4 separate regions of the Homo sapiens genome follow, and all the other regions are linked to region 1. Evidence: chromatin contacts called from ENCODE Hi-C or POLR2A ChIA-PET data. All regions are on one chromosome and are shown on one strand. Each heading gives the region's core, a stretch centred on a gene start or an enhancer-like site at or near the end of the contact. The rest is flanking DNA. Distances are from core to core; before and after follow the strand shown. Region 1 holds the start of SKIC2 (SKI2 subunit of superkiller complex). Region 2 holds the start of PPT2 (palmitoyl-protein thioesterase 2). Region 3 overlaps TNXB (tenascin XB). Region 4 holds the start of RNF5 (ring finger protein 5).

Region 1 (3,062 bases), core at 326-2,825:
CCACCTTACCTTTCTCAAAGTCTATCTCCTCCTCAGCCTCCTCCCGTGTGTTCAGATCTGTTATGGTGGGTTCATCCATCCCCCCTGGGAAGAGACAGGACAGACAGGGATTCATGGGATGAGGGTAATACGAGATAGGTGGGGAACCCTTCCCTGGAGATTAAAGACACCCTCTTCTACCATCCCATCTCCACAAGAGTCACCTGGCCAGAAGGGATACTGAGTTGGATTTCCCCATAAGGACTGGGAGGCTGGCCCTGGAGGCCGGCGAAGAGACAAGGAGGTTGTAGCCGAGAGATTTGTGTTCTCCAGCAAGACCTAAGGCAAGAGATCAGAGCCCCAATGAGGCTGAGCTTGTCTCTGACCACCTCCCCTTCTCCCCAACTGTTTCTCATGACCCCTGACCTCCTACCTCTTTGTAACCCAGTATCTGGCCTGTGGTTGGGTGTCTTTGGGCCTGTAGGTCGGATGGGACTGGGGCTCCCAGGACAGCCAAAAGAGACCAGGGATCCGTCTTCCTCTGCCATTTTCTGGAGAGAAAAATAGTAACTTTTGGGTCTTCTTTCTTCCTCTGTCCCAGCTTCCTTCAGGAACCCATCACCCTAGTCTAAGCCCCTCCAGACTCCTCACCGGGCTGAGTGCTCCACACCATGCAGAGGCAGCCAGGCTGGGGATGACAGAAACAACTGTTCTGCTTCTTGCTGCAGATCTGGGGCACAAGGAGGGAGGCCATGGGGAAGCTGAAACAAGGGCAAGATGAGAGGCATTAGGTAAGGAAAGAGGATAAAATGCAGACAAAAGAGATGATGGGACTTGTGTTCAGATCAGAAATGGCAGATGTGTCAAACAGACTAGGACAATCAGGCTTGGCCAAAAACTACCTGCTACTGAATTACCTGGGGCAGATTTTGGATTTCAGAAACATGGAGGCTGGACCTAGGAATGTGCATTTTTAAAAAGCTCCCTGGCTAATCATGAAGCACACTGAAATTGGAGACTCACTGATTTTAGAAAAAGGGGTCCCAGACCTAAGGATGAAAGGTTGGAGGCTCAAAGCCTATCATCTCAGTCACCAAGTGCCCTGGTGCTTGGATACAGAAGGGAGCTCCACGGAGAAATGCCACATTTGAAAGAGCAGCTCTCAAAGCAAAAATATCCCCAGCCCTTTCTGCTCTGTCCTCACATGTACTGCAGGTACACTGGGCTGTAATCTGTCCAGCACCCCTTCAGGCTGGGATGGACAGGAGTACAGGCACAGATGAACAAGGTTAAGCTAGATCCTACTGTGAGGAGGGTGAAGGAGGTTTGGACTCAATGCGGGTCAAAGGTTAGGGTCAAAAGTCACTCACGCTACTCTCTGGAGCTCCAGGCAAGTTCAGCAGCTCCCAGTGCCCCGTGCATCCGAGCTCCACGGCCCGAAGGGGTAGGTCCAGGGGATCTGGAGGGGGTAGCACTACGGGGAAAGGTCAAAAGTCAGGGGTCAAAGTTCATTCCATATCGGCTACTCCGTTCCATTTCCCTCCCCTCCCCCTCACCAAGTCGCTCTGTCTCCATCATCCTGGAGCCACAGCAGCTGCCTGGCAGCCCGGAAGTGCGGCAAGTAGTCGCTGCGAAGTAAGCCCCGCCCCGGAACGGGCGGAAGTAGAGGCAACTTCCGGTACAGCCCCGCCGAGAGCGTGAACTATCGCTGCGGAGGGGCAGACCTGGACCGGTGGAAGGCCGGGCGGAAGTGCGCGCCTGGGGCCGCCTTGGTTACCGCGTTTTCCGCTCCTCGCTACGTCATCGTTGTGAGCCCGCTATCAGCGGCCAGCGCGGGCGCGGCCGGAGACCGTGGGGCCCCCGGTTGCCGCCCCCTCGGGTAAGGCCCTCTGCTTCTCACTCTTCGGCCCTTTTTCTCATAGCCGTTTCTCTGTTCTTCCTCTTTGCGTTGCTCTGCGGGCGCTACGCTGGCTCCACCGCCTTCTCTGCCGTTCAAACCCCGCGGTTGTCCTTACCCTAGCGAGGGTAGGGGGGTCGGGTGCCATCGTCTTTCCGACGGAGTGGATATTTGTCCCTCCTTGAACCACATGGTACCTAAAGGTGCTGGTGTCTGTGATCCCTGGAGACAGGAGGGAATGCTGGATGATCCCGACCAGCGGGAGCTTGGACAGCAGCCTGGTTTAAGCAAGGGGTAGGGAAAGCCAAAGACAAGAGTAGGCAGACCTGAAGGGGTGGGGTTGGGTACAGTGTGGACGGCGTGTGAACCCCGGGTGGTAACAGTGGAGAAAGATGTCTTGGGCCCTGCCCCTGAACTAGGAGCCACCATGTTGGTGATACCCCCCGGACTGAGCGAGGAAGAGGAGGCTCTGCAGAAGAAATTCAACAAGCTCAAGAAAAAGGTGAGGGACTGTGTGTGGACATGGCCTAACCTTTCACAGACTCTGCACTCTGAGAAGATATGGGGTGAGTGTGAGCGAATGGGGAAGTTTTTCTGGCCCATACCTAGAGACATATCACCTCACAGTGTAGCTTCGAGAGGTGGGCTTTCCCAAGCCTTGGTGTGGACCTTCTGTCTTTTCTATGCAATTTGCCATGGATTGTCTTCCTTTCCCATGGCTTTTAGTACCGCTTAAGAGCTGATGATCCCCAAGTTTGTTTTTTCCAGTTCTATCCAGTGTTATACTGAAAAACTTCAGATACTCAGTGTTGAAGCTATCATCTTTCTATTCTTGATCTTCCAAATAAGATTGACTACACCAATTCTGCCACATGTTTGGACTCAAAACTCTGACTTCCCCACTATTTGCATAGTCAAACCTTTGCCAAGTCTTATTGTTTCTTCTTTTGAAGTAATTTTTCCTGTTTATTCTTCACTGTGCATTCCCCCGAGCAGGGCTTTATTGACATTCATGTGGGCCATTGTAATGGTCTCTCAACAAATTTCTCAGTCTTTTTTTTTGAACAGACTTCTTCACTCCTGTTCAAATGATCCATTGAAAACACAAAATTCTGCTCCCTCTGTTTCTCAAAAACCATAAATGGCTTCACATTGTCTATAAAAAAGCCTCAAAACCTTAGTTTGG
Region 2 (3,316 bases), core at 392-2,891, 190 kb before region 1:
CCATACTGTCCCATCTGTGGAGAGGAGAGGGAGATGAAAGAATCCACGTTGTGATCATCCATGACAGAAAGCAGAGCCCGGCACACAAGGCCCCCTGTAAGCAGAACACCACATTGGGCAGGCACTTAAGGACAGCAAAGCCAGCAGCACCCCCCACCCCCACCACACACACACACACACACACACACACACACACAGAGACACACACAGACACACACTGTACACAAAGGAGACTGAGGCTTACAGAAGGCAGGCACACCCTGTGCCAAAAGGTCACACATCATATAAGTGACTGAGCCCGAATTAGATGCTGGGCCTCCTGCCTCTAGTTCTAGGATGTTTTTACCTGCCCCATTAGCCCTTATGTCCAAGAACCATGGGTAACAGGAAGCAAAAGGGCAGCAGTGTAGGGAGCCTCCCTCCCATTCAAGACAGAGATGAGACCCAGGTGCTGAGGGAAGTCAGAAAGGAAGGGCTCAGGTACCAGGGTTGTGCCTGGAGCAATGTGGTTCAGAAAAAGGGACGCTAGGAAGTGTCCCTCAGATAAGGATCAAGCCTCAGATAGGGCTTAGGAGTTAGGGGCAGGGGAGTCGCCTACCCTGCGAGTAGCAGATGAGATGCACCCCTTGAGGGGCCTTTGCCATGATGGGGACCACAGCCTCTCGGAACCCTTGCACCTGTTCCCACAGGGGTCGCAAGCTCTCTCTCCCATCGAAGAGATCGAGCACTGTCACCACAGTCCCGGGGTGTGTCTGTGGGAAGGGGGCAATGCAGCCACCGGGGATAGGCTAAGAAGCTCCCACACGCCACCCCCTGGCCCGCGTCCACAGGTCTATTGTACCCTGCTAGAACCAGGGATCCCGTCCCCCAACTCTCCCCCACGCCAGCACCAGCTCCCTGAGGAACTGGGCAGGCCCAGAGGGGTGGCTTTCAGTTCCCCGCTCTCCCTCCCCTGCCACAGTAGACGCCTCTAACGCCCTGCACCCAGGTGTCCCCTGCCAGACCTCATTGATGTATTCCAGCAGGTGGCGGAAGCTGTACGAGCTGTCGAAGAGCCCATGCACCACGATGACCGGCTTGTAGGACGCGCGGTGGGGCGCGGGGGCTGCAAGCAGCAGCAGCGGCAGGAAAGGCAACAGAAGCAGGACCCACGCCGCGGGGAGCCGCTGCCCGCAGAGCCCCAGCATGCTCCCGCCTGAGAAAGGGGTGATAAGGGCATGTGAGGGAGATGGCAACACCCTCCTCCCTCGGAACAGACGCCCGGCAATCAAGCCACCTCCTCTCGCTCCCACACCAGGTCCGTGTCACAAAATAGCCTACTTTTAACTTACTCCAGCCCTCTCCCTACAAACACACCCCCCCACCACGTTGACGCACCAACGCGCACCCGAAGTCCCGCCTCCAACTCAGCGTTCGGGGGACTTGTTCTCTAGGTCCAGGATCTTCCTAATGCATCGCCTCAGCCATGAACAACGCGGAGTTCTTTAATACCCGTGAGCAGCAGCCCAGGCCCCTTGAAGAGTGCAGACTCCCACCTGGCCTGGGTCCGTAGGCCTCGCTCCACCCGCTGTTTACTTATCCCAAGTCTGGAACCCACGGTGGCGGGGGGAAGGGTGAGGAAAGAGAGCGCAGGGGAATGACGGATGGGAGGGGGAAGGGCGGGCTGCTTGGGGTCGCGCAAATCCGTCACGTCCGGGGCTTTCTCTGGCAACCGCGCGAGCGTTCCCCGCAACACAGACCCAGGACAGGAGGGGCAATGGAATATTCCATTGCGCCCTAGGTGCTGGGGAGGAAACAGGCGGAGCGATCCATTTAGGCCAGTGGGGAGAGGAAAAAGCAGCAAACATATTCTGGGAATGGAAAGAAGGCCTCTCCAGGCTTCGTTGCCCCCAGCGACCCAAAAGTCCGATTTCCCCGCCTTGATTCTCCCCACTTCCCAATACAGGCGTCTGGCTCCGCAGCAGAACACGAAGTTTGCATTCCCCAAGGGGCGGCCAGGGGGCGGACCAGGGAAAGGTAGTCCTCTGCATTTTGCCGTGTGCTGGGTGAGTGGCAGGGTGGCCTGGAGGGCTGATGCCAGCCCGGGCGTGCCCCTCAACACCCACCCCACCCCACCCTCCAGTCCGCCCCAGGTCAGCGACTTACAACTCTTCATTCTGAAGTGCGTGTAGTGCCCTTGTCTCCAGAGACGCAGAGAGTCCTCGAGGCCCCTTGAGCTAAGTGCAGCCTGGCCCAGTTTCTCCTGCCCTACTCTACTCCCCTCCCTATAAGCGACCCACCCTCAAGGGGCGGAGGGCGCGTAGGGATGCGCTGACTCATGCCCGCGTAATTTCGACCAGTCTTTCAACCTGAACGACCCCCAGAATCTGGCTGTCTGAGTTATCTGTGGGTGGCTCCCTACCGAAACCCCCAGGCGCCCCACCTCTCCGCCTGTGACCCCTAACCGACACCCTAGTGCCTCAGGGCTTTTACTTGCTAGGGCTTTTACTTAGCATTTAAAGACGTTTCTCTAGAGATAAGGATTTCTCAGCATGTCTGAGCCCCTCTCTCTGTTTACAAGGTCATTGCTTGGTCTAAATTTGTCTCAATCAAAACATTTTTGCGCTCAGAATGGTGTAGAGTGACGATGAGGTGGCGGTAAGGGGTTGAGCGCTCACGCGAACGCCTAAGTGACCAGAACGACTGGTGTGAAGCCGTGATCTGACTCTGTGGAGCCTGGGACTGGTTTCAGCGAGAGCCTCTGTACTGCTCTGTAGTCTCTGCTAGGACATGGACGAAAAGGGACGCAGCCGGGAGAGCGACTGCCCCAGGTGGGGGCTGGGGGGACGTAAGGGAAGAATAATAATTATCTGGCTGTGTTTTTGTTTAAAAAAAAAAAAAAACTGGTGTAAATCTCCATAGACTTCCTATCCTCGCTCCCTTCACCCACCCACGCGCTCCCAAGATGCAATAAGCAAATAAAAAGACTAATAACGCTGTACTGCAGGTCGACTCAGGAGCTGGAGATGCGTCTTGGTGGGAGGTGGTGGGTGGGAGTAGGGGGGTTTAGGGAATGGATCTGAACATTGACCAGCCCAGAGACTCTAAGCAGCCTCAAAAGCAAAGGGAAAGTGGGGGAACAAGCACACATTACCAACAGAGCTGCCAGAAATGAGCAGTTAAGTCATACCCCCTACCCCCTCCAAAAGAGCTTCAGCTCCTTAGTCCTGGACGAAGAAGGTATGTATGCACACCGCCCAAACTCTCTCTCCCTTTTCCCTCCAAGGCCCAGCTCCCCCTGATTTACAGACCTGGGCCTCCCTCTTTACTGCTAGGT
Region 3 (3,109 bases), core at 115-2,614, 130 kb before region 1:
GGCTCTTGGAAGGAAAGATGATGATTGAAGAACCAGACACCCACCTGAGTCCTCCTCTTTAACCTGGCTAGTGATCGATGGGCCCCAGGACCTCCGAGTGGTGGCTGTGACACCGACAACACTGGAGCTTGGCTGGCTGCGTCCCCAGGCTGAGGTGGACCGATTTGTGGTGTCCTACGTCAGTGCCGGCAACCAGAGGGTGAGGCTGGAAGTGCCCCCTGAAGCAGACGGGACGCTGCTGACTGACCTGATGCCAGGCGTAGAATATGTGGTGACTGTCACAGCGGAGCGGGGCCGGGCAGTCAGCTACCCAGCTTCTGTCAGGGCCAACACAGGTATGGCTGGCCAGAGGTTAGGGAAGGGCCCTGGTTTCCCAGCCTTGGATCCTCCTCCTCAGGAGCCCAGGCTCAGGGCTCACAGACTCCTCTGAATGCTTCTGGCAGGTGTGTGGCAGTCTCGAGGCACCTGCTGGGGGCCTTGCTCTGTCCTGAGGCCACTGGGGAGACAGAGCCCTCAGATGCCTGGAGTCCTGTAGGAAGGTTATTACAGGTTAGCCTATGAAAGGAATGGCCCCAGGGAGAGAAGTGAATAGGAGATGCTGCCTGATCCAGTCAGTTAAGGGAGGTTCTTTTTTAAATTTAGGTACCGGGACAGGCCTTGTGCTGATAGATCTTGTGGGACTGGAATTAGGCAGATTAGAGATCATCAGTCCTGTTGACTTTTGGATTGGGATTGCTGGGAGGTGGGTCTCACAGCAGTGATTTTCCACTAAACCTCGAGGTTTCTTAACAGATACCTGGATATTTTTCTTTTCCTGTGACAGGGGGACACCCACCTCGCTGTAGCTCATGTTCTCTTCCCCGACTCCCCTTTCTCTCCTTCAGCTACAGGGCCCCACCCACGGGCTTCTCTCTTCTTTCTAGGGCACCAACAGTGGTGGGCTTGGAGGGGAATGGGGGGGCTGCGGGACACTGACCGATTTCCCTCCGTTCTCTTTCCAGGTGGGGCTGGGGCACAGGGAAGAGGCCTCTGGCTCTGGTGGGAGGGATCGAGGGAGGGGCTGCCGCGGGAAGGAGTGCCGGGAGGGAGCTGCCACTGACCTGTTCTCCCCTTTTTTGCCCCTGGCAGCACCAGGCCACTACAGTTACCCGGAGGTGCGCCCCCCAGCCCCGCCCCCCAAGTCCCGGCCCCGGCCAGCCCCAGCCCCGCGGCCCCCACGGCCCCCTTGGCCCTCGAGGCCAGCAGAGGAAAGGGAGGAGGAGTCCCCGCCCAGGCCAAGCCTGTCCCAGCCCCCACGGCGGCCTTGGGGCAACCTGACGGCCGAGCTGAGCCGTTTCCGCGGCACGGTGCAGGACCTGGAGCGCCACCTGCGGGCTCACGGCTACCCACTGCGGGCCAACCAGACTTACACGTCGGTGGCGCGCCACATCCATGAATACTTGCAGCGGCGTCTGTTGGCCGCCGCCCCAGCCGGCTCCCCCGCACCCCCGCCCCGCCACCCCCGCCCCACCGCCAGCCCTGATCCCGGCACCAGGAAACGGGACTCCAACCAGGGAATCTACGGCCTCTCGCCTGAAGGCGTCGACCGGGTGGCTGCGTCCCGCCACCCCAAGCCAGAGGTGCTGGGCAGTTCCGCCGATGGCGCGCTTCTCGTGTCTCTCGACGGGCTCCGCGGCCAGTTCGAGCGCGTGGTGCTGCGCTGGCGGCCTCAGCCGCCTGCAGAGGGCCCCGGCGGTGAGCTGACTGTGCCGGGCACCACGCGCACCGTCAGCCTGCCCGACCTCAGGCCCGGCACCACCTACCACGTGGAGGTCCACGGGGTGCGGGCGGGGCAGACCTCCAAGTCCTACGCCTTCATCACCACCACAGGTAGTGTGGGCTGGGGCCACGGGACACCTATCCCTTGTCCAGCCTCACCTGCCGTTGGAGCCTGCATTCATGAATTCCTCCCACTGCCACCCCCCACTGCCCCCTTCTACCTTCAGGCCCTACCTGGCCGGGGCTCCAGGGGGCCCCCAGGACAAAGCACGAGTCCATTGTCCCTAGAAGACGTCCCCACCCCAGGGTCCTGGCATCCATCCTGTGGATGCCTAAGGTCAAGGCAGCGCCTTCTTTGGGGTTTCCCGGGACACTTCCAGGATTGTTATTTTAGGCAATAGAGGGTGATGTGGTTGGGGCACCTGCAAAGATTCACTGGAGCAGTTTGAGTGGGCTGGGAATTGAAAACAGTGATTCCCGTTCTGACTCACTGTGGTGAGAGTGGCTGAAGACTGTGGTTAGTGGTTACTGTTTTCCACAATTTGGCCTTGACCTTGAAGGGACACATCAGAACTGCGTGGGGGTGGCCTGGGTGCCATCAGGCAGCAACTGTATATTGGGGAGGTGAAACCACTGCTTCTTAAGCTGGCTTTTCAGACCCCCTGGCTCACTTTATGCTGGTCTCTCCCACAGGAACGATGTCTGGGCTTGGGGAAAGGGCACCCTGTGGCTGCTGTGGGGAGGGTGGTGGACCTCTTCTTCCCCCATAGGGCCCAGATGCCACCTGACCTGGATGTCCACCCCCACACCCTCTCTCTCTTCCCACTGCCCACTCTCCTCTTGCATCCTCCCTCTCTAACACCACTGTCTTTCTTCCAGGCTTCTCACTGCAGCACTAATGGAAGCCACCTGACCACCACCCAGTGGGGGGGATGTATGTGGGGAGGGACATGGAAGTCTCCGGGGGCTGGAGGTCATGGAAGCCTTGTGGGGTGAAGGATAGCAGGCTTTATTTTACCTATTACCTGCCTGAAGCACAGGCCCGTCTGCTCAGGAATGTGGTAGATGGGGGTGTTTGGAGGATTGGCTGACCTTTGGGAGGAGGGAGTGGCCCAGGTGAGGGAACCAGAAGTAGAAGTAGAACAAGGCTCTTAGAGGCTGGAGGGCAGAACCTGGGGACTGGGGATTCCTTTCTAGTTCTCATACTGGACTCTCCTCTTTTTCTCACCCTGCCCCTTCCCAGGGTCCTCACCCTTGGGCCTCTTGGGGACTACCGATGAGCCTCCTCCCTCAGGCCCCTCGACGACGCAAGGGGCCCAGGCTCCTCTCCTGCAGCAGCGCCCCCAGGAGC
Region 4 (3,045 bases), core at 1-2,500, 220 kb before region 1:
GCCACTGGGGAGAAAAAAGGTGGTTTCCAGTATACAAGAGGGTCTTACAGCTCCTCAGACCTCCCCATTTCCCTCTTCATCTCCTGAGTACGCACCTGATGAAGACATGGCCAACTGGATGGGGGAGAAAAAAAAAAAAAGGTCAAACTAGCTACAGAAAAGAGAGACACAGACCCTAGACTTCGCAGAATCCCATCTAACCCCTCTTCCCAAGCAACCTGCTGTTGCTTTTCAGATTTTCTGCAACCTCTACCATGCCAGCCAACTTAGTTAGCCTTCCTGCTTGTCTGATCTTCCAACACCTAAAGCTCTGTCCATCCTCAACACACTCAACCCTCTCCTTTCTCCTCTCCCCAACAAACACATACAAATTTTCGTGCCCTCTCTTTTCTGCCTTTCAAGTTAATTTCTAATTTCCTTCAGCCACCTCTTTCTGGGTCTCCTCTTTTCAACCCCAACCCCATCACTCCAAACCAAACCCCTTTACTAGCACATTCCCCCATTACTCACTTTCAAGCTCAATAATGTCCCTATCTTTATGACCCTTTAACCTTTCAAGTCTGCCTCTCCACAGTGCCCTTATACCAGCCCCCTCCCAGATCTCATCTGAATGTGATCCATATTTCCTGGTTCTCCCCGACTCAACTGATGCGTGCCTCCCTTAACCTTTGTGTCTCACTTGTTTCCACCTGCACAGCTAAGACCCCTCACTTCTCTGGGGTAAGGTGGCTCGGGTCTCACATTGTCCTGCCACTCCCCGCCCCACCTTCTCTTCTCAGCACATCACGTGCCTCAGCTCCTGGTTCCTAAGACCTTTCTTTCCACAGATCTCGACCGTTATACTCCCACCCACACATACCAGCAAAGTCTTATGTCTCCTGTCGGGCTTCACCTATGGGAACGTGCCCTCCGATTATCTGTATGACTGTATGATTATTCGCTCCTAGCCTCTCCAGTATATAAGCGAGACCCACCACCTCCCGCCCCCCTCCTCGATTCTCACCAGTACAGGTGGCCACACACACTGACCACAGCTTCCCGAGCAGTCTCCAAACATATATTACATTCGAAGGTCGCGCCCGCCCCGCCCCGCTCGCGATTTGGCCCTTCGGGGCCCCCGTCCTCCTCCTCCGCTGCTGCCATGGCCGGTTTTGTTTCGCCCCACGTACCCTTCAGTCCCCCCAAATACACATACACACGCCCCAACAAACCAGAAACCACCTCCTGCCCACGATCGTTGGGCAGGCTTCAAGGTTTCCTAATCACTATTGGTCTGAATGCCTGCCAGTCACAAAGAATTCAAAAGAAAGGATTGGCCCAAAGGGTAGGGGCGGGAAAAGGTTAGTGCAGTCCTGCCTTCGCACAATGGCTATTGGCTGATACGGTCTAAGTCAATGTGCAATGCCAAGGGATTGGTAATAACTCGCTACACGCTGTCGCCTGGCCAAGGAGGGCTTTATTCGTCTGAGTAGTTGTCAGTCATAACCAAAGCCATAAGCAATTTGCTCGGGACTACCTATAGACCTCGCCCACTATAAGCCCCTTTCTTTCCTTCGCTTCCTCTTTTAGAGAATGTCCGGATTGCTATTGGACTTTGGAGCGTATGGCTCCAAATCAACTCATTGGCTAAAACTTGACGGAAAATGGTGGTTAGGTAAAACGCGCCTGCGCAGCACGCGGCGGGACGGGGGTGGGCCAATCCTGTGAGGGTTTAACCTTCTCTTTTTCCACCTCTTCACCCCTATCTTGTCGCCATGGTGACTGCTCTACAATTGGCGAGGCTTGCACTTCAAAGTCCTAGGCTCGCTTCATCCGGGTCCTTCAGCTGTGGACTTTCTGCTGATTGGGCCTTTTCCTTTTCCCCTGATTGGCCGACATCGGGAAAGACGGCGAAGAGCTAGGAAAAGAGGGAAAACACTAGGGTCGCAGGGTTCAAAATGGCTCCAACCTCCTTTGGTGACGTAGAGAGCAGAACTTGGGTCTGCCCCTCCCTTTTAGTTAAGGGAGCAGAACTGGGATTAGCCCGACGTTTGGATAGTGGGAACATCGATCTGCGGCGCTGGTGTTAACCCAACTCATTCGGCTGGACGACTCAGCCCTCCCCATATTAGGTGATTTACAGAGCAAAACTGAACTAAAGGCCCACCCCTTTCTTAATGTTGTACACAGAGTAGAACAGGATTGACTTCAACTCCGTTTTAAACCTTCAGAGCAGGAAAGCTCTGGGCTCAACCCCTTTGTGAGTGGTGCAAAAGGGACAAAGCCCGCCCCTTTTAAGGAGACCCGCGGAGGCTAGACCCGCCCTTTCCTCTTTATAATTTGCCCATCAGAAATAGGGTCTTCTTCCCAGGTTGGACCCCGGGGAGTTTGGGCTTTTCCTACAATCACTGACCCTCACTGTGACTAAAGGAGCAGAATTAGGTAACAGTCCTCCCACTACCAATCCTCTTCCCGAGGGCATGTAAACTAATGCAGGGTAAAGGTGTGGCTAGAGGGGGGACCTTGATAAAAGATCCCATGTGACTCAAGAGTAAGGAAAGATGAGAAGTTAGCAGTTGCGTAAAGAAGGACTGGGGCAGATGAGGATTCAGGAAGCTTGAGGTTTAGGAAGGAAGATATTGAGAGGGAAAGGTGGAAATGAAGGAGAGTGAAGTGATGGAATGATCCTAGTAAAGGGATAATGGGAGTGGAGGAAGAGAAGAGGGGGTGGAAAACTAGATACATGGCTACCAAATTAAGGAGGCACGCGCATTCCAGAGGAATCGGCATTCTTCCTCACTTTTTATTTTTCTAGAAAGCACCCCTGAAGCCAAATTTCCATTGGAAGAAAAGATGTACCCATATTGTATGTTGTGAGAAGGGGTTGTCTCAGCTTGGGCAAGTAAGGAGACTGATACGAAGGAAGTAGGAAAGAAAAGGTACAGAGGTAAAAGAGCATGGAAAAGGAAAGGGTCAGGGATAAGGCCAAAGAGATCTCTTCTCTTTAAAGGCCAGAGAAGGCAGGTGGAGGGGGGAGCTGGACTGCTGGGAGATAGTGAGGGACAA

Evidence for each region. Hi-C counts contacts between places; a loop is a spot of excess contacts on that map. ChIA-PET counts read pairs that join two places held with the same protein, here RNA polymerase II (POLR2A). Pooled maps may share reads with other maps.
Region 2: a map of IMR-90 shows a loop between it and region 1 (14-fold over the local background). The contact joins the promoter of PPT2 here to the promoter of SKIC2 in region 1. A Hi-C loop is called at or near these places in 3 of 168 maps with a recorded cell type or tissue (IMR-90, ascending aorta and prostate gland) and 13 of 50 pooled maps. POLR2A ChIA-PET finds 5 or more read pairs at or near these places in 4 of 52 experiments (MCF 10A, activated CD4-positive, alpha-beta T cell, activated CD8-positive, alpha-beta memory T cell and 1 more).
Region 3: a loop to region 1 is called in a pooled map, with 4 times the contacts of the local background. The contact joins the enhancer-like site here to the promoter of SKIC2 in region 1. A Hi-C loop is called at or near these places in 4 of 50 pooled maps. POLR2A ChIA-PET finds 5 or more read pairs at or near these places in 4 of 52 experiments (AG04449, T-cell, activated CD4-positive, alpha-beta T cell and 1 more).
Region 4: a loop to region 1 is called in a map of PC-3, with 17 times the contacts of the local background. The contact joins the promoter of RNF5 here to the promoter of SKIC2 in region 1. A Hi-C loop is called at or near these places in 10 of 168 maps with a recorded cell type or tissue (B cell, CD4-positive, alpha-beta T cell, CD8-positive, alpha-beta T cell and 5 more), 1 of 37 single-sample maps with no recorded cell type and 18 of 50 pooled maps. POLR2A ChIA-PET finds 5 or more read pairs at or near these places in 4 of 52 experiments (HepG2, MCF 10A, activated CD8-positive, alpha-beta memory T cell and 1 more).

The regions. Positions count from the first base shown.
Region 1 is chr6:31,957,688-31,960,749 of GRCh38, reverse strand. It overlaps SKIC2 (SKI2 subunit of superkiller complex), which reads right to left and starts at 1,575. Exons shown (of 28, transcript NM_006929.5): 1 at 1,536-1,575; 2 at 1,350-1,453; 3 at 631-740; 4 at 413-530; 5 at 204-318; 6 at 10-84. The coding sequence starts at 1,557. NELFE (negative elongation factor complex member E) reads left to right here and starts at 1,779. Exons shown (of 11, transcript NM_002904.6): 1 at 1,779-1,858; 2 at 2,296-2,378. The coding sequence starts at 2,304.
Region 2 is chr6:32,152,466-32,155,781 of GRCh38, reverse strand. It overlaps PPT2 (palmitoyl-protein thioesterase 2), which reads right to left and starts at 1,641. Exons shown (of 9, transcript NM_005155.7): 1 at 1,378-1,641; 2 at 1,005-1,195; 3 at 599-752; 4 at 1-94. The coding sequence starts at 1,187. PPT2-EGFL8 (PPT2-EGFL8 readthrough (NMD candidate)) reads right to left here and starts at 1,783. Exons shown (of 16, transcript NR_037861.1): 1 at 1,378-1,783; 2 at 1,005-1,195; 3 at 599-752; 4 at 1-94. LOC100507547 (a long non-coding RNA gene) reads left to right here and starts at 1,417. Exons shown (of 3, transcript NR_037172.1): 1 at 1,417-1,493; 2 at 1,946-2,045; 3 at 2,610-2,980. It also overlaps a transcript of PRRT1 not described here.
Region 3 is chr6:32,086,011-32,089,119 of GRCh38, reverse strand. It overlaps TNXB (tenascin XB), which reads left to right. Exons shown (of 44, transcript NM_001365276.2): 6 at 72-335; 7 at 3,002-3,109. Among named protein-coding and RNA genes, the nearest start is that of TNXB, 22 kb to the left of the region's middle. Within about 2 kb of position 1,364, at least 20 of the 41 ENCODE cell types and tissues checked have a DNase peak (open chromatin) inside an H3K27ac peak, as active enhancers do.
Region 4 is chr6:32,176,610-32,179,654 of GRCh38, reverse strand. RNF5 (ring finger protein 5) reads right to left here and starts at 1,250. Exons shown (of 6, transcript NM_006913.4): 1 at 1,004-1,250; 2 at 96-114; 3 at 1-4. The coding sequence starts at 1,143. It also overlaps a transcript of AGPAT1 not described here. RefSeq lists an enhancer at 962-1,490.